Linked DNA regions of Homo sapiens: regions 1 and 3 are each linked to region 2. A link is an interaction called in ENCODE POLR2A ChIA-PET data of the cell type or tissue named here. Cell type or tissue: PC-9. All regions are shown on one strand. Links, peaks and the distances in the headings refer to the core of each region. The heading gives the core; the rest is flanking DNA. Region 1 holds the start of LOC124902414 (a long non-coding RNA gene). Region 2 overlaps RASGEF1A (RasGEF domain family member 1A). Region 3 overlaps ZNF487 (zinc finger protein 487).

Region 1 (8,118 bases), core at 1,235-6,234, 97 kb after region 2:
AGCTGCCTGCCTTGGCCTCCCAAAGTGCTACGATTACTGCCTCTGCCTGGCCGCCACCCCATCTGGGAAGTGGGGAGCGTCTCTGCCTGGCTGCCCATCGTCTGGGATGTGGGGAGCCCCTCTGCCCGGCCGCCCCGTTTGGGAAGTGAGGAGTGCCTCTGCCTGGCCGCCACCCCGTCTGGGAAGTGAGGAGCGTCTCTGCCTGGCCGCCCATCGTTTGGGATGTGAGGAGCGCCTCTGCCCGCCGGCCTCCTCTGGGATGTGAGGAGCGCCTATGCCCGGCCACCCCGTCTGTGAAGTGAGGAGCACCTCTGCCCGGCTGCCCCGTCTGGGAAGTGAGGAGCGCCTCTGCCCGGCTGCCACCCCGTCTGTGAGGTGAGGAGTGTCTCTGCCAGGCCACCACCCTGTCTGGGATGTGAGGAGCCCCTCTGCCCGGCTGCCCCGTCTGGGAAGCGAGGAGTGCCTCTACCTGACCGCCCTGTCTGGGAAGTGAGGAGCACCTATGCCCGGCCGCCCCATCTGGGAAGCGAGGAGCACCTCTGCCTGACCGCCCATCATCTGGGAAGTGAGGATCGCCTCTGCCCGGCCGCCCCGTCTGGGAGGTGAGGGGCATCTCTGCCCGGCCACCCCATCTGGAAGGTGAGGAGCGCCTCTGCCTGGCCGCCCCGCCTGGGAAGTGAGGAGCGCCTCTGCCCGGCCGCCCTTCGTCTGGGAGGTGGGGAGCACCTCTGCCCGGCTGCCCCATCTGGGAAGTGGGTGCCTCTGCCTGGCCGCCCCATCTGGGAGGTGAGGGGCGTCTATGCCCGGCCACCCCATCTGGGAGGTGAGGAGCACCTCTGCCCGGCCGCCCCGTCTGGGAGGTGGGGAGCGCCTCTGCCCAGCCGCCCATCGTCTGGGAGGTGGGGAGCACCTCTGCCAGGCCACCCCATCTGGGAAGTGTACCCAACAGCTCGGAAGAGACAGCAACCATCGAGAACGGGCCATGATGATGATGGTGGTTTTGTCGTAAAGAAAAGGGGGAAATGTGGGGAAAAGAAAGAGAGATCAGATTGTTACTGTGTCTGTGTAGAAAGAAGTAGACATAGGAGACTCCATTTTGTTCTGTACTAAGAAAAATTCTTCTGCCTTGGGATGCTGTTAATTTATAACCTTACCCCCAACCCCGTGCTCTCTGAAACATGTGCTATGTCAACTCAGGGTTAAATGGATTAAGGGTGGTGCAAGATGTGCTTTGTTAAACAGATGCTTGAAGGCAGCATGCTCGTTAAGAGTCATCACCACTCCCTAATCTCAAGTACCCAGGGACACAAACACGGCCGAAGGCCGCAGGGACCTCTGCCTAGGAAAACCAGAGACCTTTGTTCTCGTGTTTATCTGCTGACCTTCTCTCCACTATTATCCTATGACCCTGCCACATCCCCCTCTCTGAGAAACACCCAAGAATGATCAATAAATACTAAAAAAAAAAAAAAAAAAAAAAAAAGAGAACAGTGGCTTGGTGTAGTGTCCCACACCTGCAGTTTCAGCACTTTGGAAGGCTGAGGGGGAAAGACTGCCTGAGCCCAGGAGTTCAAGACTAGCCTGGGCAACATAGTGAGACCCAATCTCTACAAAAAATAATTAGCTGGGCATGATGGCTCACACCTGTAGTCCCAGCTATTTGGGAGACTGAGGTGGGAGGATCGCTTGAGCCCAGGAGATCGAGGCTGCATTGAGCCGAGATTATGCCACTGCACTCCAGCCTGGGTGACACAGCAAAACCCTGCCTCAAAAAAAAAAAAAAAGAAAGAAAAAAAAATAGTGATAACACCAAATGATAGTGAGGATGCAGAAAAACTAGACCACACATTACTGTTAGGAATGTGGCCAGGCACGGTGGCTCATGCCTGTAATCCCAGCATTTTGGGAGACAGAGGCAGGTGGATTACTTGAGGTCAGGAGTTTGAGACCAGCCTGGCCAACATGATGAAACCCTATCTCTACTAAAAATATTTAAAAATTAGCCAGGAGTGGTGGCGGGCACCTGTAATCCCAGCTACTCAGGAGTCTGAGGCAGGAGAATGGCTTGAACCTGGGAGGTGGTGGTTGCAGTGAGCCAAGATCAGGCCACTGCACTCCATCCTGGGCAACAGAGCAAGACTCCATCTCACAAAAAAAATAATGTAAAATGGTACAGGCACCCTGGAAAATAGCTTGGTAGTTTCTTTCTTTTTTTCTTTCTTTTTTTTTTTTTTTAAGATGGAGTTTTGCTCTTGTTGCCCAGGCTGGAGTGCAATGGTGAGATCTCGGCTCACTGCAACCTCCGCCTCCTGGGTTCAAGCAATTCTCCTGCCTCAGCCTCCTGAGTAGCTGGGATTACAGGTGCGCACCATCATGCCTGGCTAATTTTTTGTATTTTTAGTAGAAACGGGGTTTTACCATGTTAGCCAGGCTGGTCTTGAACTCCTGAACTCAGGTGATCCTCCCGCTTCAGCCTCCCAAAGTGCTGGGATTACAGGTGTGAGCCACCATGCCCAGCCGGTAGTCTCTTATAAAACTAAATATATACTGGCCATAAAACCCAGAAACCACACTCACATTTATCACAGAGAAATGAAAACTGTTCACACCAACACCTGGCCACAAATGTCCACAGCAGCATTATTCACAATTGCCAAAAACTGGAAAAAACACAAATGCTCTTCAATGGGTGAATGGTTAAAGAAACTTTGATACCCCCATACCATGTAATACTACTCAGCAATAAAAAGGAACCGACAATTGATATATTCAACAACTTGGATGGATCTCAAGCAAATTACGCTCAGTGAAAAAGAGCCAGTTCAAAAGGCCATATACTGTGTGATTCCATTTATATAACATTTTTGAAATGACAAAATAGACAGATGAAAATCAGATTAGCAGTTGCCAGGGTTTAGGGGCAGAGGAGGAGGGGGCGGACATAGGTAAAGGGTTAGCATGAAGGACTTCTGTGGTGATAATTATTCTGTATCTTGATTGTGGTGCTGGTTACACGAACCTACACATGTGATAAAATTGCATTGAACTATTCACACGCATACATACAACACACACAAGTGAGTGCATGTGACACTGATGAAGTACAAACAAGCTCTGAGGACTGTATCAACATCAGCGTCCTGGCTTTGATATTAAACCATAGTTAGAGAAGATGTTATCATTGGGGGAAACTGGGTGAAACGTACACGAAACTTCCTCGAACTTTTTTTTTTTTTTGCAACTTCCTGTGGGTTTATAATCATTTCGAAATTTATCCTCTTTTTTTTTTTGAGACAGAGTCTCACTCTGTCACCCAGGTTGGAGTGCAATAGCCTGATCTCGGCTTACTGCAACCTCTCCCTCCCAGGTTCAAGCAATTCTTCTGTCTCAGCATCCCATGTAGCTGGGATTACAGGCACGCACCACCACACCCGGCTAATTTTTGTATTTTTAGTAGAGATGGGGTTTCAACATGTTGGCCAGGCCGGTCTTGAACTCCTGACCTCAAGTGATCCGCCAGCCTTGGCCTACCAAAGTGCTGGGATTACAGGCATGAGCCACTGCACCTGGCCCAAATTTTAAAATTCTTAACATATATTATTTTTAAAATGCTTCTCCACCCACTCCTCTCCACCGCTGTACTTCTGTTGCTATCTCAGGCAGTGGTCCATGAAGGCCAGCACCACAAATAAAGCTACAACTGCTCAGTGTTTATGTAACACCCAGATAAAACCACCCCCACCCTTCTCCATGTCATCTCAATGTAGTGACATAGCCAAAAGTAACGCAGGTCCAAAACCCTGAGCAGTCATGGAGAGCTTTGCTTCAAGTTTTCTTGGGAGGACTGTGGAGAGTAGGCTCCCATCTCATGATGCAAAGCAAAACTTCCTGATGTCGTCCTTCCCACCCCCGACCAAAGCTGCGCTTTAAAGCAGATCCTCCAGTATCTCCTCCCCTCTCCCCATCTGCTTCTCTCCCCCTAAGCTTCCAGCCTTCTCTTCCTCTCCCCTCCCATCCCCTCCAACAGGACTGCTGGATTTCCGGCAAAAACTCCCAGGTCTGTTCTAACATGGATCAGCCTGGGCTCTTCCCATCTCTGCCCACTCCCACAGCAAAGGCCCCATAAGGAGCAGCCAAACACTCGCACCTCCTCATGACACAAAGGAAAGGGAAGGCTGTGAACAGCCACTTGCGCTGTAGCATTTTTGTTTCTGTTTTTTTTTTAAAAAAAAATGGGTAGGCCGGGCACGGTGGCTCACGCCTGTAATCCCAGCACTTTGGGATGCCAAGGCAGGCAGATCACAAGGTCAGGAGTTCGAGACCAGCCTGACCAACATGGTGAAACCCCATCTCTACTAAAAATACAAAAATTAACCGGGTGTGGTGGCACGCAACTGTGATCCCAGCTACTTGGGAAGCTGAGGCAGGAGAATTGCTTGAACCCGGGAGGCAGAGGTTGCAGTGAGCTGAGATTGCGACGATGCACTCCAGCCTGGGTGACAAAGCAAGACTCTGTCTCAAAAATAAATAAATAAATAAATAAAATGGATAAAAGATTTGGAGAATCACCTCAGCAAAGAAGATAAGCTGATGGCAAATAAGCACAGGAAAAGATGCTCAACATCATTAGTCATTAGGGAAACACTCATTGAAACCATGAAGAGACACCGCGACACACCCACTAGGATGGCTACAACCAAAGAGACTCACCATGGCAAGTGGTAGTGAGGGTGTGAAGAAACTGGGACATTCATGCACTGCTGGTGGGAATGTGAAATGGCACAACCATTTCGGAAGACAGTTTGGCAGGTTCTTATGAAGTTAAGCATACAGCCAGGGATGGTGGCTCACACCTAATACTTTGGGCTTTGGGAGGTGGAGGAGGGTGGATGGCTTGAGCCCAGCCCAGGAGTTAGAGACTAGCCTGGGTAACATGGCGAGACCCTGTTTTGCCATGTCACCCAGGCTCTGTCAACCAGGCTGGAGTGCAGTGGCACAATCTCCACTCACTGCAACTTCCACCTCCCAGGTTCAAGCGATTCTCCTGTCTCAGCCTCCCAAGTAACTAGGATTACAGGTACGTGCCACCACAATGTGCTAATTTTTGTATTTTAGTAGAGATGGGGTTTCACCATGTTGGCAGGCTAGTCTTGAACTCTTGACCTCAGGTGATCCACCCACCTCAGCCTCCCAAAGTGCTGGGATTACAGGCGTGAGCCACGCGCCTGGCCTGCAAGACCCTGTTTCCAAAAATAAAAAAGTTAAACCTGCCATATGACTCAGTCACTTCACTCGTAGGGATTTACCCAGGTTTCATGAAAACATAGTCCACACAAGACCTGCACAGTAATATGTATAGACACTTTATTGGTAATAGTTAGAAACTGGAAACAACCCAAGTGTCCATCAACAGAAGAATGCAGCCAGGCACAGTGGCTCATCCCTGTAGTCCCAGCACTTTGGGAGGCTGAGGTGGGCGGATCATGAGGTCAGGAGTTCAAGACCAGTCTGGCCAACATGGTGAAACTCCACCTCTACTAAAAATACAAAAATTAGCGGCACATGGTGGCATGTGCCTGTAATCCCAGCTACTCGGGAGGCTGAGGCAGGAGTATCGATTAAACCCGGGAGGCGGAGGTTGCAGTGAGCTGAGATAGAGCCACTGGGCAACAGAGCAAGACTCCATCTCGGGGGCAAAAAAAAAAAAAAAAGAAGAATGCATAAATTATGGCACATCCATGCTATGGAATACTGTTTAGCAATTTTAAAAGAATGAACTGCACTCCAACCTGGGTGACAGAGCAAGACCCTGTCTAAAAAAGAAAAAAAGAAAAAATAATAATAAACTATTGATATTCACATCACTACAGATAAATCTCAAAATAATTATGCTAATGGAAAGAAGCCAGACAAAAGAGTACACATTGTATGATTCCATCTATATAAAATTCTAGAAATCGCAAATGAATCAAACAGAAAGCAGATCAGTGCTTGCCTGTGGCATTGCCTTGCCTCTCCAAGGGGTCCTTGGGGGAGGGAGAAAAGGATCACAGAAGGGCATAAGGAAAGTTTTCAGTGATGGATGTAGTCATTTTTTTGATTGTGGTGATTATTTCACCGGGTATATATATATATATATTCTTCCAATTTTGGCCGAGTGCGGTGGCTGTCACCTATAATCCCAGCACTTTGGTAGCCTGAGGCAAGAGGACTCCTTGAGCCCAGGAATTCAAGACCAGGCGTGGTGTAGCCGGGCGTGGTGGTGCACACCTGTAGTCCCAGCTACTCAGGAGGCTGAGGTGGGAGCATTTCTTGCGCCCAGGAGGTGGAGGTTGCAGTACGCTACGATCATGCCACTGCACTCTAGCGTGGGTGACAGAGCTCACTTGAATCTGGGAGGCAGAGTTTGTGGTGAGCCAAGATTGTGCCATTGCACTCCAGCCTGGGCAACAAGTATGAAACTCCGTCTAAAAAAAAAAGAAAAGAAAAAAAAGAAATCAATGTGGCTGCTCTCAAAACACCAGATACGTCTATTGAATCATGCATAGAACCTGGGAAAGGGACCTCTGGGTGGATTCCTGAATGCAGTGGACCTACAGTGAGTTGGGCCTGGGTCAAAACTCTATTGCCTAACTCTCATATAGCCCCAACACTACCAGGGGACCACAATAAGGCTTTGGGTCCCTGGGTATCAATGCCAAGATGGATTCTGTGTCTAGCAGCACTTGAAATGTTTAAATTCCTCTTTACCTAGTATGTGGCAACTCTAGTAAATAGCCATAAGTGCCACTGGGGAAGAACTGAGGAATCATGACCACTCACTCACTGCCGTGAAGGAGTTGTTCCTCCTGGAAACCCAGCCTCTCCTTCAGGCACTGGGGTCTGGTCTGAAGTTTTTCACTGGGGTAGCTGCCCTCAGCCTCCATCTCCCATCTTGGATTTCTTTTGGTTGTGTAGATTAAGCAATGACTTTGTGGGCTGTTCTCCTCCTTGGCCACAGGAATAACCTGCTCAATTCGCCACCTCCACAGCTCTGGGAAGGTCGGATGTCCCTGGCTGCCACAGCAATGTTGGCACCTCTGCTTAGAGAGGGCCATGCTTTCTCCAAGCCTCCAGGGGCTACACAGGCAGCATGTTGGCCCCACCTCCTGGGCTCTTTCTAGGATGTTATATCCTGTATCTTAGAAGAGTGTTCTCACAGCAGCCTGGGCAACATAGTGAGACCCCCATCTCTACAAAAAATAGAAAAAGTTAGCCCGTGATGCTGGCACATGCCTGTAGCCCCAGCAACTCAGGAGGCTGAGGTGGAAGGACTGCTTTGAAGTCAAGGCTGCAGTGAGCCATGATCGCACCACTGCACTCCAGCCTGGGCAACAGAGCAAGACCCTGTCTCAAATAAATAAGTAAATAAATAAATAAAAATAAACTCTACTTTATCCAACTTTATGTTCTACCCCCTCCCTACCTTGTCCCAGGACCCTCAGGCCTGCCACACACACGTGCACACGCACAACTCTCTCTGACTCGCTCTTCCTAGTCACCTTGGCCAAGTCCTGCAGCTTCTTTAGAATTTGGTCCCTGCCCTTTCTTACTAAGCCCAATGCCTCCCCAGCCAAGTGTAGTCTCAAGTTCGGGTGTGACCAGGAGCAGGTGGCTGGCCCTGAGGGTGGCCATTGCCTTGCAAGTCAGTGGCGGCTGGGCACCTGGGTGCTTCCCTTCAGACGAACCCATTCCAAGCTTCAGGGAGCCTCTGTCCCCACAGAGGGAGCTAAACTGACCAGGACTGAGAGTTCATAATTTTCTCTAATTATGCCCTGGGCTCAATTCTCAGCATTTTTAGCCCTCCAGTAGCAGGAAATAGTCTCTTTAGCTGCAGCCTCAAGGCCCCGTGACCAACACTGTGCTATGGTGTGATTGGTGGTGAATCATGCTTAGCCTTTCACTGTCTTTCTCTAACCGATGGTCTCAGCAGCACCCATCCAACTCCAGGCCTTATTGACGTCCATCCCCAGGACCTCTCAGAAAACTGAGCTATGGCATGTGGGGAAAAGCAAGAGAGATCAGATTGTTACTGTGTCTGTGTAGAAAGAAGTAGACATAGGAGATTCCATTTTGTTC
Region 2 (8,118 bases), core at 1,844-6,843:
ACACTCTAGAGGAGGTGGTGGATGGGTGGGCAGCCCCACAAGCCTTCTTATGCAGTCACAGGGTCACTTCCTATCACGCTCATCCCAGATTGCACCAGTGTCACCCAAGGACCTTGATAAGGCAGACGCTTCCCCGGGAGGAATGGGGCCCTTGCCCCCATCTCTGGCTGACACAGATGGTGCTGTCTCCTTTACCCACCAGTGTGATCTCAGCATTCATGTGTGACCTGACCCACATCCTTCCTGGTGCCTGAGGATGCGAGGAGGCTGCTATGCTGGGGCTGAGCCCTGCCAGGCGTCCTGCTTGCATCCCTGCAGCTGGGGCTGAGGCTGTCCTGCAGGGAGGGCTGGTGGGCCCTGAGGCAGAATCCCACTGCCACTTCAGAAAGTAGAGAAGAAGCCAGGTGTGGTGGGGCCAGTGGCCATCTGCCGGGACTTCAGGGAGACCAGACACACAGGAAGAGGCACTTTCTCCAGACACCTCCTTTAGGGGCAGGGCACAAGGCCTGGAACAAGGCTGCCTCTGACCAGAGCAACAGAGCCTGCTCTGAGGATGGCAGAGCCTAGAGCAGGCAAGCTGTCAAGATTCTGGGTTGAGGGTCACAGGACAGGAGGCTGGACTCCCGCTGATATGATTTGGGTTTGTGTCCCCACCCAAATCTCATGTTCAATTGTAATCCCCAGTGTTGGAGGTTGGAGGCGATTGGATCATGGGGGCGGAGTTCTCATGAATGGGTTAGCACCATCCCCTCGGTGCTATTCTCCTGTTAGTGAGTGAGTGAGTTCTGGAGGGATCTGACTGTTTGAAAGTGTGGGGCACCTCCCCCTTCTCTCTCTTGCTCCTGCCATGTGAGACACCTGCTCCAACTCTGCCTTCCACTATGAGTGAAAGCTCCCTGAGGCCTTCCCAGAAGCAAATGCTGCCATGATTCCTGTAAAGTTTGCAGAGCCATGATCTAATTAAACCTCTTTTCTTTATAAATTACCCAGTCTCCGGCTTTTTTTTTTTTTTTTTTGGAGATGGAGTCTCCCTCTATCACCCAGGCTGGAGTGCAGTGACATGATCTCAGCTCACTGCAACCTCCACCTTCTGGGTTTAAGCGATTCTCTTGCCTCAGCCTCTCAAGTAGCTGGGATTACAGGTGCACGCCACCATGCCCAGCTAATTTTTGTATTTTTAGTAGAGACAGGGTTTCACCGTGTTGGCCAGGCTGATCTCAAACTTCCTGACCCAAGTGATCTGCCCACTTCAGCTTCCCAAAGTGCTGGGATTACAGGCATGAGCCACCGTGCCCGGCCAAGGCCCTTCTTTATAGCAGTGTGAGAACAGACTACTACACTCGCAAAGGCTCCCTCTCAGAGTCCACCCTTGCTGTCTCCACACAGCAGCCGGGGGGGATCTCTTAGAACCTGAGTCAGAAGCTCCGTGACTCCCACCTCAATCTCGATGAAGGCAGAGTCCTAACGAATAGCCCCATCAGGGACCTCAATGCTCCCTGCTCAGCCTCGACAGGCCCTGCCCACCCTCCCCCTGCGTGCAATGTGCTCTGCAGTGTCTGTGGCCCCCCACCCCGACAGGCCACCTTCTCACTAACACAGCTGCAATGCCATCCTCTGCCCCAGCATTGTCCTGCCATGGAATGGTTTTCCTTAAGGTTACTGGGTCCAGCAGAGCCTTTCCACCTTCTGGTTCATTCGTCTGCTCTCCTGAGAATGTGAGCTCCATGAGGGCAGGATCTTTGTTTTGTTGACTGCTACATCCCAATGACTGTAACATGTCTATGCACAGAGGCACTCAGAACCTATGTGTGTGCACGTGTGTGTGTGCGTGTGTGTGTGTGTGTAGACAGATACAGAGACACAAGTGTGAATAAGGATATGGTTGTATATATCCAGCACAGGACTCATATCCAAAATATATAAAGAACTCATGTAAATAAAAAAGTCAGAAGACTCAATTTTTTACAAATGGGCAAAAGACTTGAAGACATATTTCACTGAAAGAAGGCTATCCAAGGGGTGATAGGCCTAAGAGAGCACCCAGCTCCATGACTCATCTGGGAAAGGCACTAAACTGCGGTGTGGCACCCTGCACACCCAGCAGCAAGGCTACCATCAAAAGGCAGAAAATGCCACGTGCTGACGAGATAGCACAACCCAAATTCTCAGCTGCTGGCGGCGCGGCAGGGTCAGCTGGTGCAGCCAGGCGGGAAAACAGCCCGATCATGCCTATGAACACCGACCACACCAGGCCCAGAAATTCCATCCTGGATGGAGGCTGTGCAGAAACACTAGAGACTCACACCAAAGGACACACGCAGGAGTGTCTGCAGCAGCCCTACTCACAAGGGCTTCGAACTGAAAATGAACCAAGCATCCCCCACAGGGGACTGGGTTTCCACCGAGCTGTGGCATGTGTCACTCAATGGAACGCTCCAGGCCGAGGATAACCCACCCAGACAACCACAGGCAAGGGCAGGGAGTCAAGGACACCAGGCACAAAGAGCATCTAAGGTTGGCCCCACGTGGAGCCAGCTCAGGGCCGGGGAGGGCACCCTCACCCCCAGAGGTCTGGGGTGCTGCCCTGGGGAAGGGGCTGGAAGGGGCTGGATCTGGGTGTCCCTGCGGAGTCACCCCATGAAAAATCACCAAGTGTACACTGTGGCTCTGGCTCAGGCATGTTTCTGTGTGTGTTACACTTCAATCACATGAAGAAAACTGAAGGAGAGAAAAATAAGAGAGAACATCTGGGCCAGGACAGGTAGAAGCTGTCGGCACCTCAGGGCCTATCTAGGTCTGCTGTGGCCACGCCTGAGGGAAGAAGGGATGTGGAGGAAGGGACCTGAGCCTCCCTCCGCTCATCCCCCCAAGAACAAAGGCAGAGTTGGGGCAAACCCTGCTCCCTCTTCTAAAAGGCACAGCCTACAGGGTCAAGCAATGGCAAGTGAGAGGCATCCACTGGTTTTGGAGGATGGAAGGTGGCCTGAGGCAGGTGACAGACCTTGCAGAACAGAGAAGCAGGAGCCCAGTGCCCCACAGGGGGCTGATGAGGACCACGCCGGTGCTACAGAGGCCCTGATGAGGCTCAGCCCACAAGGCCTTGGGTTCCAGGAGGAGGGTCAAGGGACAGAAAGGCCCTGGCCCCCCACCCTGCCCTGCTGATGCCACCTCATTACTGGGCCACACCACACAGTCCAAGAGTTTCGGGTCCAAACCCTGAAGGTGATGGCGCATACCTCTCTATCCTCTCCAGGGCATGAAGTGGGGCCCGAGATGCCAATTCACAAGGGTGCTGGCAAAACACGAAGCAAAATGAACCAAGCCCTCAGTGAGCTCCAGAGGCTCCTCAGACAGCCCCTGCCTCCTCAGGGGTCCGAGGGCTCACGCTGTCTGCCAGACTCAAGCCTCCTGCACACACAGCCACGGTCTGCAGAGAGGCCCCTCCAGGCTCCTCCAAGGCTGGTCAGTACCCCTGGGCAGAGGCCACTGATGGCCCTAATCAAAACCACACCTAAACACACCCACAGGCTCCAGGGAAGGTTGTCTGGCAGCCAACCCTGTCCCTTGGGTCAGTGGGGAACCCCTAAGCCTTCCAGAATTTCCCTCAGGCCATACCATTAGTGCTCCCTTTTGGAGAATAATATTCCATGCACTGAATCACTCATGGCTTTAGGCATAAAGCGTGAAGGAGGGGGTGAATGGGAGTCAGCTGAGCTTTCTGATGCGCAAGGCAACATCCTTCCAGGCACCAGCATACCTGGGCAGGAGCCCACCGGCCACAGCGTCAGGCACACCTCTCCCCAGTCGTCTGAGTCAGAGCCTCCACATCTTTGAGAAGCTCATCAAGATACCATGGTGTATTTAGCCCTTCCACATCCTATTCTGCCTCCTGGGGTCCATGAGTCTTTCCTGAGGCTCTTCCTGGGGTCCTGTGTCCATGCGCCTTGGCCACCCCTCCTCAGCCACACTCAGAGAATCCAGGGTTTCAACAATGCAGCAGTGTGGGGAAGGCAGGAATGCCAGGCTGGGAGGCTTCCTCCAGATGGGGCTCTCAAACCTGACCACACTGCCCAGGAGCTTGCTAAAAAGGCAGTGCCAAGGCGCCATCCTCAGAGATCCTTCCTGCCCCCATTGGTGTGTGGGACTCAGTGCTCAGGGAGGCGGCACCAGTTAAAACTCGGCTTGGGATGCAGGGCCTCTGGTCCAGGGGAAGAGAGCCCACCACACTGAGTGCCAGCCTGCCACATGCACAGGGGACAGTGGAGAACGCATCCAGGGATCGGGGGGACACAAGGCATGGGATGGGGACACAGCATCATGCCCAGCACAATGGGACCCAACAAGGGAGGAGGCTGCAGCCACACAGGCAGGACGGGTTGAGGGCCAAGACAGGGCCCGGGAAGTCACTTCCCCGAGATGAAGCAGATGATGACCAACAGGGACCCCTCCCATCACAAGGCTCTGGATACCCACCCCATCACCTGAGCAGAGACCTGCACAAAGTGAGACACAGATAATACCCCTGACACCCCAATGAGAAAGAGAGAAGAGGGACAGCACATGGAAATAGGGCAGACCCAGCCAGAAGCAAACTACTTCATGGTGACAAAAAGCTTGCAAGTTAAAGCCTTGAGTCATCACTTGGCACCTGTGAAATCTGCAAAAATAATGTTAAAGGTAATATAGAGTGTGAGCTTAAGCGTCAGGGAAAAGCCAGGGTCACTGGCAGGAAAAGGAGAGAAATGGACAGCAGGTATCCCCAAGCACCTCCCTGGAGCAAAGACATGGCAGCAGGCATCGTCTAGGGCACCGCGCATCCATGTGTGTTTGTGTGACCTTGTGTGCGCATGTATACATGTGCTTGAGTGTACATGTGTGCCTGAGCAGGTGTGCGTATGCACATGTGTGCTTTCTGCATGTGTGCATAGGCATGGGTGTGTGTACATAGTTGCATGCATGCATTACGAGTATGCAGGCCTATGCATGTGTGCATGTCTGCACCTGCGCCTATAAAACAGACAAGCATCCACATACCAAAAGTCTAATCAGGGTGCCTTCCTCCACTGGCCAGCATACACCTTCTCTCCGTCTCTCGCGCCCTCCCTCCTCCTCTTCTCTCCATTTAGCCTTATCAAGTGCTTCCCAAGTTCTCTCCAATTACTATGAATGGCTTCATCACAGCATAACACAGTACGTGCTCATCTTCTAAAACCAGGACATGAGGCATCCCTGCTCCCACTAAGACTGTGCAAAGTTAAGGCTGGAGCAGCAGTGGCCCACTCAGGGCTCGCCCCTCCCTCGGAGCCCTTCACAGGCTCCTGGAGAAGAGAGACTCAGAGGAGACCCTGCCTGAGAGCTCACACCTGAGATCACCTGGTGTGTAGGGGACAAGGGGGGGATGCTTAGGACCATAGGGGGGTCTCAGGGCCAGCCTGGCCTTGTGGGAGGGTCTCAGGGCCAGCCTAACCTTGTGAGGGTCTTAAGACCAGGCTGGCCTTGTAGGGGGTCTTAGGACCAGCGTGGCCTTGTGGGGAGTCTCAGGACCAGTCTAACATTGTAGGGTATCTCAGGACCAGCCTGGCCTTATAGAGGGTCTTGGGACCAGGCTAACCTTGCAGGGAATCTTGTGACAAGCCTAGCCTTGTTGGGGGTCTCATAACCAGCCTAGCCTTATAGAGGATCTCAGGGCCAGTGTGGCCTTGTGAGGGGGTCTTGGGGCCAGCCTGCTCTATGGAAATTGGAGGCACCAGTCAAGGAGAGAGGCTTCTGTCTCCCTGGGTCCTTGGTTTCCACCCATCCTTGGCCAGTACCTTCACTCCTCCCCGACCCCGGAGGCTCCTAGTCTGTTCTCCTGCTTCACCTGCCCTCCAATGGAGCCCCTGGCCATCATGGGCCCAGGCCCCGGAGCTGATCCCTGACCCCACTGTTGTGCCCCTAACTCCCACTCTCCCCCTCCTCCCCTCCCCTCCCCCCCACCTCCATTTCCCCTCAGCCTCTGCCCTCTCCAGACCACAGACACAGTCCTCCTGACCCCGGCTCCTCCTGAGCTGCCTCCCAACCTCTCTTTTCTTCTTACCTACATTTCTAGAAAGAGCAGCTGCATCTGCTATTTTGCAGCCAATTCTGCCTCCTCCCTCCAGTCCCTGCTGTGCTCATCAGAGGCACCAGGCTAACGCACGGCGTGGGTTCCAACCAAGCCCAGGCCTGAACGCACTCATGCCAGGATGCCTAGCTGGCTCCGCTCTCCCCAAACTCAGCTGCTACTCCTCAGGGATCCCACGACACCCAGCCCCATAGAAGTCCCAGGGACCATCCCAGCATGGCCCCAGCACATAGACCACAGAGCTTCTCTGCCTGAATGTCCCAGGACCGCCATGTGATGTCTCCTCTCCCACAGGGAATAGAGCCCTGTCCTGCAGACACTCAGGCACAGGCAAACAGAGACCCAGCCATTGTACCTGTGGGCGGGGATCTGGGCTCAGCACAGCCCACCTGCCCATCAGGGGAGTGGGCCACACAGGCCAAGGCGGCCAGGCCTGACGCAGGTGTGCCTGAGACCCGCCTTCAGGAGGATTAGCCATCATAGATTGAGACCCGCCTTTGGGGGGCGGAGGGAGGGGGGGTGCTGCAGATTGAGACCTGCCTTCAGGAGGGTTTGCCATCACAGAGTAACACCTGCCCCTCAGGAGGGTTAGCCATGTCGACTTAAAGGGGTCTTCAGGGGAGTTAGCCGTGGCTAGTTTATGTGTGCCTACAGGAGGGTTAGCCGCCGCAGATTGAGACCTGCCTTCGGGGGTGTTGTATCGCAGATTGAGACCTGTCTTCAGGAGGGTTAGCCATCGCAGAGTCAGACCTGCCTTCAGCAGGGTTAGCCATCGCAGATTGTCTGGTTTCCTACCCTTGAGCTGCTCAGTGTACTTCACCGAACTGCAGTACTTTAGATAGCTCTACTACTACCGTTTTTGACAGTTTACTTATATTTCATTTAAGTTTAGTGGGGGAAAGCCTGGGTTCCCCAGCCTCCTTGTTCACTGCCCCAGCCCCATGTCCACATACACTCCTGCAACTCTGCAAAGACACCAGGGTGCTGTGAGGGTCCCGTGGGTTTCCCCAGGTCCTCTTTTGGCAGGTCCCTATAACATGTTGCAGGGCAGGGGAGAGGCTGTCTGTGATGGGCAGGGCCCCTGACTGCCATTCGGGCAAGTGGGGATACTGAGGGACCCTGAAAGATATCAGGGTCAGGCTGGTAGGGCATGTGGGCAGCAATGCATCTCAGGGAGTCCTGCCCCCTCTTCCATGGGAAGGGCCCACAGCTGCCATCCCCATGAGCCAGAGAGGATGACACTCTAGGCTGGTGGAAAGGGACCTGATATCAAATGGAAATGAGGCAACCCACGAATACACAAGTCTGCACGTGCTTCTGTGCATGTGTCTGTTCCTAGAGCAGACACAAATGTTCCAGAAGTTTCTTTCTTAGTCATTCACAGAATCACAGGCTCTCGAAGAAGGGGTATTATTCATTCTAATCAGTGGTGCCTGGAATGATGCCCTGTAGTTTCTTTACTTGCCCCAGACACCTGCAGCTCCCTGGAGAGAGCCCCTCAGCTCCTGGCAACTCCATACGTTCTGTGGCAGCTGCAGGGTATTCCACTGGGTAGGTGGGCTGCCACACATGTAAGAGGTCCTCTAGCAAAAGACACCAAGGTGCTTTACAGTCTTTGGCAACGAAAAACACTCCTGCAATGGGCATTATTGATGAAAAGTTTTTATTCAAATGTGTGACCACATATAAAAGATGAACTCCTAATACTTGATGTGCTGGGTCAAAGGTTATGATCATTGTAAGTTTAAAGAGACATCCCAGAAGTGCTTTCAATAGAGTATAGCCAGGTAGTGAAAATGGTGGAGTAAGGACCTCCAAAAACCCTCTCTTCCATAAACGCAACAAGAAAACCAGCAAAAAACAAAAAGGTCAGAATCCACATTTTTAGAACTTCCAAAATTAACTAAACGCTTGCAGAAATCTTAGGAGGATTTATTCAAAAAACATAACTGAATCTCAGTAAGAATTGCAAATTTTATAGCACTTGAACTTGCCCTAGTCCCATCCCTGACTCT
Region 3 (8,118 bases), core at 1,324-6,323, 210 kb after region 2:
AATAGTTGCAAATCTTTGAACTTTTTTCCTCCGGAAATTTTCTTTTTTTCTCTTACATCGGCAGCTCTTCACTGTGTTCTTCCTTCATTAGCTTTACTAAGTTTGTATTCTTTGGTTGGAAATATTTATTTATTTATTTATTTATAAATAGAAACAGGGGTATCACTATGTTGCTCAGGCTGGTCTTGAACTCCTGGGCTCAAGTGATTCTCCTGCTTTAGCTTTCCAAAGTGCGGGGATTACAGGCTGAACCACCGCCTGCCACCGAAATATTTCTTCATTGAGTTCCTTTGCCTCCTAGTGTTACTTTTCTGCTGTGTGTGTAATAGCCATTTGTTTTTTCTTTCTCCTTTCTGGTCATATCCTTAAATACATTTTGCACTAATTCCTTTTGAAACCTCATCATGGAGAGAACTTGAATTTAGCAGATTAGGGGTGAGTGCAGGCTTTTGTCTTAGGTTCCATATATATATATATTTTGAGGTGGAGTCTCCCTCTGTCGCCCAGGCTGGAGTGCAGTGGCGTGATTTTGGCTCACTGAAACCTCCACCTCCTGGCTTCAAGCAATTCTCCTGCCTCAGCCTCCCAAGTGACGAGGGTTACAGGCACGTGCCACCACACCCGGCTAATTTTTGTATTTTTAGTAGAGACAGGGTTTTGCCTTGTTGGCCAGGCTGGTCTCGAATTATTGACCTCAGGTGATCCACCTGCCTCAGCCCCCCAAAGTGCTGGGATTACAGGCGTGAGCCACTGCACCCAGCCCCCATATATTAAGAAATATACCCTTGTGTATTGTTGGTAAGAATGTAAAATGGTACAGCAGCTATGGAAAACAGTATGGCAGTTCCCTCAAAAAATTAACAAATAGAATTGCCATATGATCCAGCAGTACCACTTCTGGGTCTGAATCCAAGAGAAATGAAAGCGGGGACTCAGTTACTTGTACAGTCATGTTCATAGCAGCATTATTTGCAATAGTCAAAAGGGAGAGGTAACCCCAGTGTCCATTGATAGATGGATAAACAAAATGTGTCATATACAATAGAATATCATTCAGCCTTAGGAAGAAAATCTTGGCTGGATGCAGCGGCTCATGCTGGTAATCCCAGCACTTTGGGAGGCCAAGGTGGGAGGATTGCTTGAGTCCAGGAGTTCCAGACCAGCCTGAGCAACATAGCGAGATCCTGTTTCCACAAAAAATAAAATAAAATAAAGAATACAAAAATTAGCTGGGCAGGCCGGGCGCGGTGTCTCACGCCTGTAGTCCCAGCACTTTGGGAGGTCGAGGTGGGTGGATCAGAGGGTCAGGAGTTTGAGACCAGCCTGGCCAATATGGTGAAACCTTGTCTCTACTAAAAGTACAAAAATATTAGCCGGGCATGGTGGCACATGCCTGTAATCCCAGCTACTTGAGAGGCTGAGGCAGAAGAATTGCTTGAATCCGGGAGGCCGAGGTTGCAGTGAGCCGAGATCACGCCACTGCACTCCAGCCTGGGTGACAGAACGAGATTCCGTCTCAAAAAAAAATCAGCTGGGCATTGTGGCATGTGCCTGTAGTCCTAGCTACTCTGGAAGCTGAAGTCGGAGGATTACATGTGCCTAGGAGGTTGAGGCTTCAGTGAGCCATGATTGCACTGCTGTACTCCACCCTGAGTGACAGAGCAAGACTCCATCTCTTCAAAAAATAAAAATAAGATGGCCGGGTGCGGTGGCTAACGCCTGTAATCCCAGCACTTGGGGAGGCCGAGGAGGGCAGATCACCTAAGGTCAGGAGTTCAAGACCAGCCTGGCCAACATGGTGAAACCCTGTCTCTACTAAAAATACAAAAATTAGCTGGGCATGGTGGTGGGCGCCTGTAATCCCAACTACTCAGGAAGCTGAGGCAGGGAGAATTGCTTGAACCTGGGAGGTGGAGGTTGCAGTGAGCCGAGATGGCACCACTACACTCTAGCCTGGGTGACAGAGTGAGACTCCATCTCAAAAATAAATAAATAAGTGAAAATAAAAAAGAAAATGTCATATGCTGCAACATGGATGAATGTTGACGATATTATGTTAAGTGAAGTAAACCAGTAATGGACAAATATTGTATGATCCCCACTTATATGAGAATCTGAAGTAGTCAAATTCATGTAAACAGAAAAGTAGAATGGTGGTTGCTAGAGGCTGCGGTAAGGAGGAATGGGAAGTTGTTTAATGGGTACAGAGTTTCAGATTTGCAAGATGAAAATGTTCTAGAGATCTGTTTCACAACAATGTGAATCTACTTAAGACTGAACTGTACACTTTAAAAAGGTTAATTGGTAAGTTTTGTTTTATATATATATATATTTTTTTTTTTGAGGCGAAGTTTCACTCATGTTGCCCAGGCTGGAGTGCAGTGGAGAGATCTCAGCTAACTGCAGCCTCTGCCTGCCCGGCTCAAGCAATTCTCCTGCCTCAGCCTCCCGAGTAGCTAGGATTACAGGTGCCCGCCACCATGCCTGGCTAATTTTTTATATTTTTAGTAGAGACGGGCTTTTGGCATGTTGGCCAGGCTGATCTCAAACTCCTGGCCTCAGGTAATACGCCCGCCTCGGCCTCCCAAAGTGCTGGGATTACAGGTGTGAACCACTGTGCCCTGCCTATATTTTTAATCAAAGGAGTTTAAGGACGGGCACAGTGGCTCACACCTATAATCCCAGCACTTTGGGAGTCCGAAGTGGTAGGATCACCTGAGATCAGCAGTTTGAGACCAGCCTGTTCAACATGGTAAAACCCTATCTGTACCAAAAAATACAAAAATTAGCCCGGCATGGTAATGCTTACCTGTAGTCCCAGCTACTTGGGAGGCTGATGTGGGAGAATCTCTTGAATCTGGGAGGCAGAGGCAGCAGTGAGCTGAGATTGCGCCACTGCACTCCAGCCTGGGCAACAGAGTGAGACTCTGTCTCAAAAAAAAAAAAGAAAAAAAGAAACAGAAGACTACCCTCATATTTGTGGTCCTTTGTGTAGTTCCGCCTCATGGCTCCCTCCTTTGCCCTAGGGTAACCACTGTCTTCAACTTTATGCTTGTCACTTAACTTGCTTTTCTTTATAATTTGACTAAAATTGTTTGTATCCCAAAAAAAGACATATTGAGTAGTTTTGCATAACCTTGGACTTTTTTTTTGTTGTTTGTTTTTGAGAGAGTCACTGTGTTGCCTAGGCTGGAGTGCAGTTGTGTGATCATAGTTCACTGTAGCCTCGATCTTCTTGGCTCCAGAAATCCTCCCACCTTAGCCTCCCAAGTAGCTAGGACCACAGGTAAATGCTACCACACCTGGTTAAATTTTTTTTTTTTTTTTTTTTTTTTTTTTTTTTTTGGTGGAGACAGGGTCTCCCTGTATTGCCCAGGCTGGTCTTGAACTCGTGGGCTTAAGCAATCCTTCCACCTCAGCCTCTCAAAGTGCAGGTATTACAGGCATGAGCCAGGCTGCTTTCAAACTCCTAACCTCAAGTGATCCACTTGGCTTGGCCTCCCAAAGTGCTGGGAGTATAGACATGAGCCACTGCACCAGACCGCTTTGCCTTTTTTTTTGAGACGGAGTCTCACTCCTTCGCCCAGGCTGGAGTGCAGTGGCACGATCTCGGCTCACTGCAACTTCCGCCTCCCGGGTTCCAGCAATTCTCCTGTCTCAGCCTCCCGACTAGCTGGGACTACAGACACCTGCCACCGGGCCCGGCTAATTTTTTGTATTTTTAGTAGAGACGGGGTTTCACCTTGTTGGTCAGGTTGGTCTCGAACTCCTGACCTCAGGTGATCCACCCACCTCGGCCTCCTAAAGTTCTGGGATTACAGGCATGAGCCACCGCGCCTGGCCAATTTTTGTAGAGACAGGGTTTTGCCATGTTGCCCCAGCTAGTCAGGGTCTCTCTGTCACCCAGGCGGGAGTTGCAGTGGTGCGATCTCGGCTCACTGCAACGTCTGCCTCCTGGGTTCAAGTGATTCTCCTGCCTCAGCCTCCTGAGTACCTTGGATTATAGGTGCATGCCACTGTGCTTGGCTGATTTTTGTATTTCTAGTTGAGACGGGGTTTCACCATGTTGGCCAGGCATGTCTTGAACTCCTGACCTCAAGTGATCCACCCGCGTTGGCCTCCCAAAGTTCTGGGATTACAGGCGTGAGCCACCATGCCCAGCCTTCCCCTGTCTTTACATATAAATTTTAGAATAAGGTTGTTTATAAAATATCTTGCTGTGGTTGGCCATGTAGGCTTATGCCTGTAATCTGAGTGCTTTGGGAGGTAGAGGCGGGAAAATCAAAGTCAGGAGTTCAAGACCAGTCTGGCCAATGTAGCTAACCCTGTCTGTACGAAAAAAAATTTTAAATTTAGCTGGATGTGATGGCACATGCCTGTACTGTAGTCCTAGCTACTTGGGACACTGCGGTGTAAGGTTTGCTTGAGCTCAGACGTTTGAGGTTATAGTGAGCTATAGTAACACCACTAACACTGTACCCTAGCCTGGTCTACAGAGGGAGACCCTGTCTCTAAAACAACAACAACAACAACAACAACAACAACAAAAAAAAAACAAAGAAAAAAACTCTTGCTGTGAATTTGATAGGAAAAATGTTCAATTTATATATTGTTTTGGAATTTTGGAGAGCACTGACGTCTTTATTCTATTGAGTCTTTTAATCCATTAACATAGTACGTCTCTTCATTTGCTTAGATTTTCCTGAATTTATTTATTTATTTATTTATTTATTTTTTTGAGACGGAGTTTCACTCTGTCACCCAGGCTGGAGTGCAGTGGCACGATCTCGGCTCACTGCAACCTCCACCCTCCGGGTTGAAATGATTCTCCTTCCTCAGCCTCCTGAGTAGCTGGGACTACAGGCGCCTGCCACTGCGCCTGGCTAATTTTTTGTATTTTTAGTAGAGATGGGGTTTCACCATCTTGGCCAGGCTGGTCTTGAACTCCTGACCTCGTGATCCACCCGCCTTAGCCTCCCAAAATGCTGGGATTACAGGCGTGAGACACCGCGCCCAGCCCTGGAATTATTTTATAAGCATTTTGTAGTATTCAGGGTACAAGTTGTGTTCAGCGTACAAGTCTGATATGTGTTTGTTAGATTTATAGCTAAGTGTGCTTGCTTCGACAGCACATATACTAAAATTGGAATGATACAGAGATTAGCAATTTAAAGTATTTTTTAAATTTATAGCTTAGTAATTTTTTCAATTATTACAAATGGTATTTTATTTTTAATTTAATTTAGGTGTCCATGTTTTATTGCTAATATATAGAAATACAGTTGATTTTTTAGTTGAGCTTATGTTCTATGACCTTTCTAAACTTACTCGTTCTAGCTTTTTTTTTTTTTTTTTTGAGACAGAGTTTTGCTCTTGTCGCTCAGGCTGGAGTGCAATGGCATGATCTCTGCTCACTGCAACCTCTGCCTCCTGGATTCAAGCAATTCTCCTGCCTCAGCCTCCCGAGTAGCTGGGATTACAGGCACCCGCCACCACGCCTGGCTAATTTTTATAATTTTTAGGAGAGACGAGGTTTCACCATGTTAGCCAGGCTGGTCTCGAACTCCTGACCTCAGGTGATCCACCCACCTTGGCCTTCCAAAGTGCTGGGATGACAGGCCTGAGCTATCCTGCTGGGCCTAGTTTTTGTTTTTGTTTTTTTTTTTTTGAGATGGAGTCTTGCTCTGTCACCCAGGCTGGAGTGCAATGGAGCAATCACGGCTCACTGAAACCTCCCCCTACCGGGTTCAAGAGATTCTCCTGCCTCAGCCTCCCAAGTAGCTGGGATTACAGGCACATGCCACCGCACCCAGCTAATTTTTGTATTTTTAGTAGAGATGAGGTGTCACCATGTTGGCCAGGCTGGTCTCGAACTCCTGACCTCAGGTAATCCACCTGCCTCAGCCTCCCAAAGTGCTGGGATTACAGGAGTGAGCCACCATGCCCGGCCCGTTTTTTTTGTTTTAATCAATTTTTTTTGTAGAGATGGAGGTCTCACTATGTCACCTAGGGTGGTCTCAAACTCCTAGCCTCAAGCAATTCCCCCCAACTCAGCCTCCCAAAGTGTTGGGAGTACAGACACGAACCACTGCACCTAGTGGAGGAGTTGTCTTTTTGTATATTGCTTGAATTTTTTTTTTTTTTTTGTAGACACAGTCTCTCTCTGTCACCCAGGCTGGAGTGCAATGGCGTGATCTTGGCTCACTGCAACCTCTGCCTCCCGGGTTCAAGCGATTCCTCTGCCTCAGCCTCCTGAGTAACTGGGACTGCAGGTGTGCACCACCACACCTGGCTAATTTTTTGTATTTTTAGTAGAGATGGGGTTTTCACCATGTTAGCCAGGATGGTCTCCATCTCCTGACCTCGTGATCCGCCTGCCTCGGCCTCCCAAAGTGCTGAGATTACAGGCGTGAGCCACCGCGCCCGGCTCCTAAAAGTTTTCTAACAAAGCTCCTTCTCTCCTTGTCCTTTGGCTAGAAAGCGACAGATTTTCTTAGGCTTTTAAAATCTGTACCCATTGATGTTTTCAGATTGCTGGCTTCTGTAACATCTAGTCTGGGATATATGAGGCAAAAAGAATACCCAGTGAACCCAGCACTGTGTCGTTCTTTGAGTTCCAAGATCCCGTGCTGGTCTGCTATTTTCTACCTTTCAGTCCATATCATGTTTATTTATATATAATTTCAGGGTATTGAGCTTTACTTAATGGGAGGAGTATGAAGCAGTACCCTGAACTGGAAGTGTTGCTTTCATTTTTGAAAGACATTTTTGTTGCCGGGCGTGGTGGCTTTCCTTTGTTTAGGTTTCATTGAGCTTCTTGGAATTATAGGTTTACAGGTTGTTCGTTTTTTGTTTGTTTGTTTGTTTTTGAGATTAGGTTTCACTCTGTCACCCAGGCTGGAGTGGCATGATCTCAGCTCACTGCAACCTCTGCCTCCGGGCTCAGGTCAGCCTCTCATCTCAGCATCCCAAGTGGCTGGGACCACAGGCGCACACCACTCCAGGCTAATTTTTTTATGTTTTTGGTAGAGATGGGGTTTCACCATGTTGCCCAAGCTGGTCTTGAACTCCAGAGCTGAAGTGATCCTCCTGCCTCGGCCTCCCAGGCAGTGCTGGGATTACAGGTGTGAGCCACTGCAGCTGGCCTTAGATTTATGGGTTTTTATTGTAAGGGTAGAAAGATTTAGGCCATCATCTCTTTGAATATTTTTTATGCCAACAACCCCCCATCCTCCTTCCAGTTATGTATATCTTAGGCTGCTTTAAATCATGACACAGCTCAGTGATGTTCTTTTCATTGTTTTGGATTTTTTTTTCAGAAATGAACTTAGTTGCCTTTAAGTTCAGTAATCTTTTCTTCTGTAATGTCTAATCTGCTGTTCATTTCATTCAGTGTATTTTTCATCTCAAACGTGGTTTTCATTTTCAGAATTTTTTTTTTTTTCTTTAGAGACGAGATCTTACTAGGTTGTGCAGGCTGGTCTTGAATTCCTGGGCTCAAGCAATTTTCTCACCTCAGCCTTCCAAAGTGCTGGGATTATAGGTGTGAATCACCACAACTGGCCCACTTTCAGAATTTTGACTGGATGTTTTTATATCTTTCCTATACTGTAATTCTCATTGTAGGTCATGTTTTCTTGCCTGTTTGCATGCCTGGTATCTTATTGGATGTTAGGCATTGTGAATTTTACTTTTTGGATGCAGGATATTTTTGTATTCCTGTGAATCTTCTTGAGCTTTATTCTGGGATATAGTTAAGTTACCTGAAAACAGTTTGTTCTCTTTGGTTTTTGTCTTTTCAGGATTATTAGGCAGGTCCAGGGCATTGTTCATTCTGGGGCAAATTATTCCCCACTGCTAAGGCTAGATCTTCCTGAGTACTTTACCCAATGGGCCATGAATTATGACATTTTCTTTTTTTTTTTTTGATCCTCAAAAATTTTATTTTATTTTGTTTTAATTTTTTTTTAGTATTTATTGATCATTCTTGGGTGTTTCTCCGAGGGGGGATTTGGCAGGGTCATAGGACAATAGAGGAGAGAAGTTCAGCAGATAAACATGTGAACAAAGGTCTCTGGTTTTCCTAGGCAGAGGACCCTGCGGCCTTCCGCAGTGTTT

What was found. ChIA-PET counts read pairs that join two places held together with the same protein. Peaks named below come from ENCODE experiments on the same cell type or tissue, not always from the same donor. Only the 100,000 strongest peaks of a DNase experiment are listed, where the experiment ranks them.
Region 1: POLR2A ChIA-PET joins it to region 2 with 5 read pairs; 5 of 35 experiments call an interaction of 5 or more read pairs at or near these places.
Region 3: POLR2A ChIA-PET joins it to region 2 with 6 read pairs; 4 of 35 experiments call an interaction of 5 or more read pairs at or near these places.

The regions. Positions count from the first base shown.
Region 1 is chr10:43,329,164-43,337,281 of GRCh38, forward strand. The region is part of intron 2 of LOC105378271 (a long non-coding RNA gene); the gene reads left to right. LOC124902414 (a long non-coding RNA gene) reads right to left here and starts at 7,245. Exons shown (of 2, transcript XR_007062130.1): 1 at 6,823-7,245; 2 at 5,351-6,467. RefSeq lists an enhancer at 859-1,530. In PC-9, for the core only: no CTCF peak of the experiment used is centred there; no DNase peak of the experiment used is centred there.
Region 2 is chr10:43,231,488-43,239,605 of GRCh38, forward strand. The region is part of intron 1 of RASGEF1A (RasGEF domain family member 1A); the gene reads right to left. It overlaps LOC107984225 (a long non-coding RNA gene), which reads left to right. Exons shown (of 3, transcript XR_007062127.1): 3 at 203-985. Among named protein-coding and RNA genes, the nearest start is that of RASGEF1A, 32 kb to the right of the region's middle. In PC-9, for the core only: no CTCF peak of the experiment used is centred there; DNase peaks (open chromatin) are centred at 3,699 and 4,651.
Region 3 is chr10:43,437,724-43,445,841 of GRCh38, forward strand. The region is part of intron 1 of ZNF487 (zinc finger protein 487); the gene reads left to right. Among named protein-coding and RNA genes, the nearest start is that of ZNF487, 4.7 kb to the left of the region's middle. In PC-9, for the core only: no CTCF peak of the experiment used is centred there; no DNase peak of the experiment used is centred there.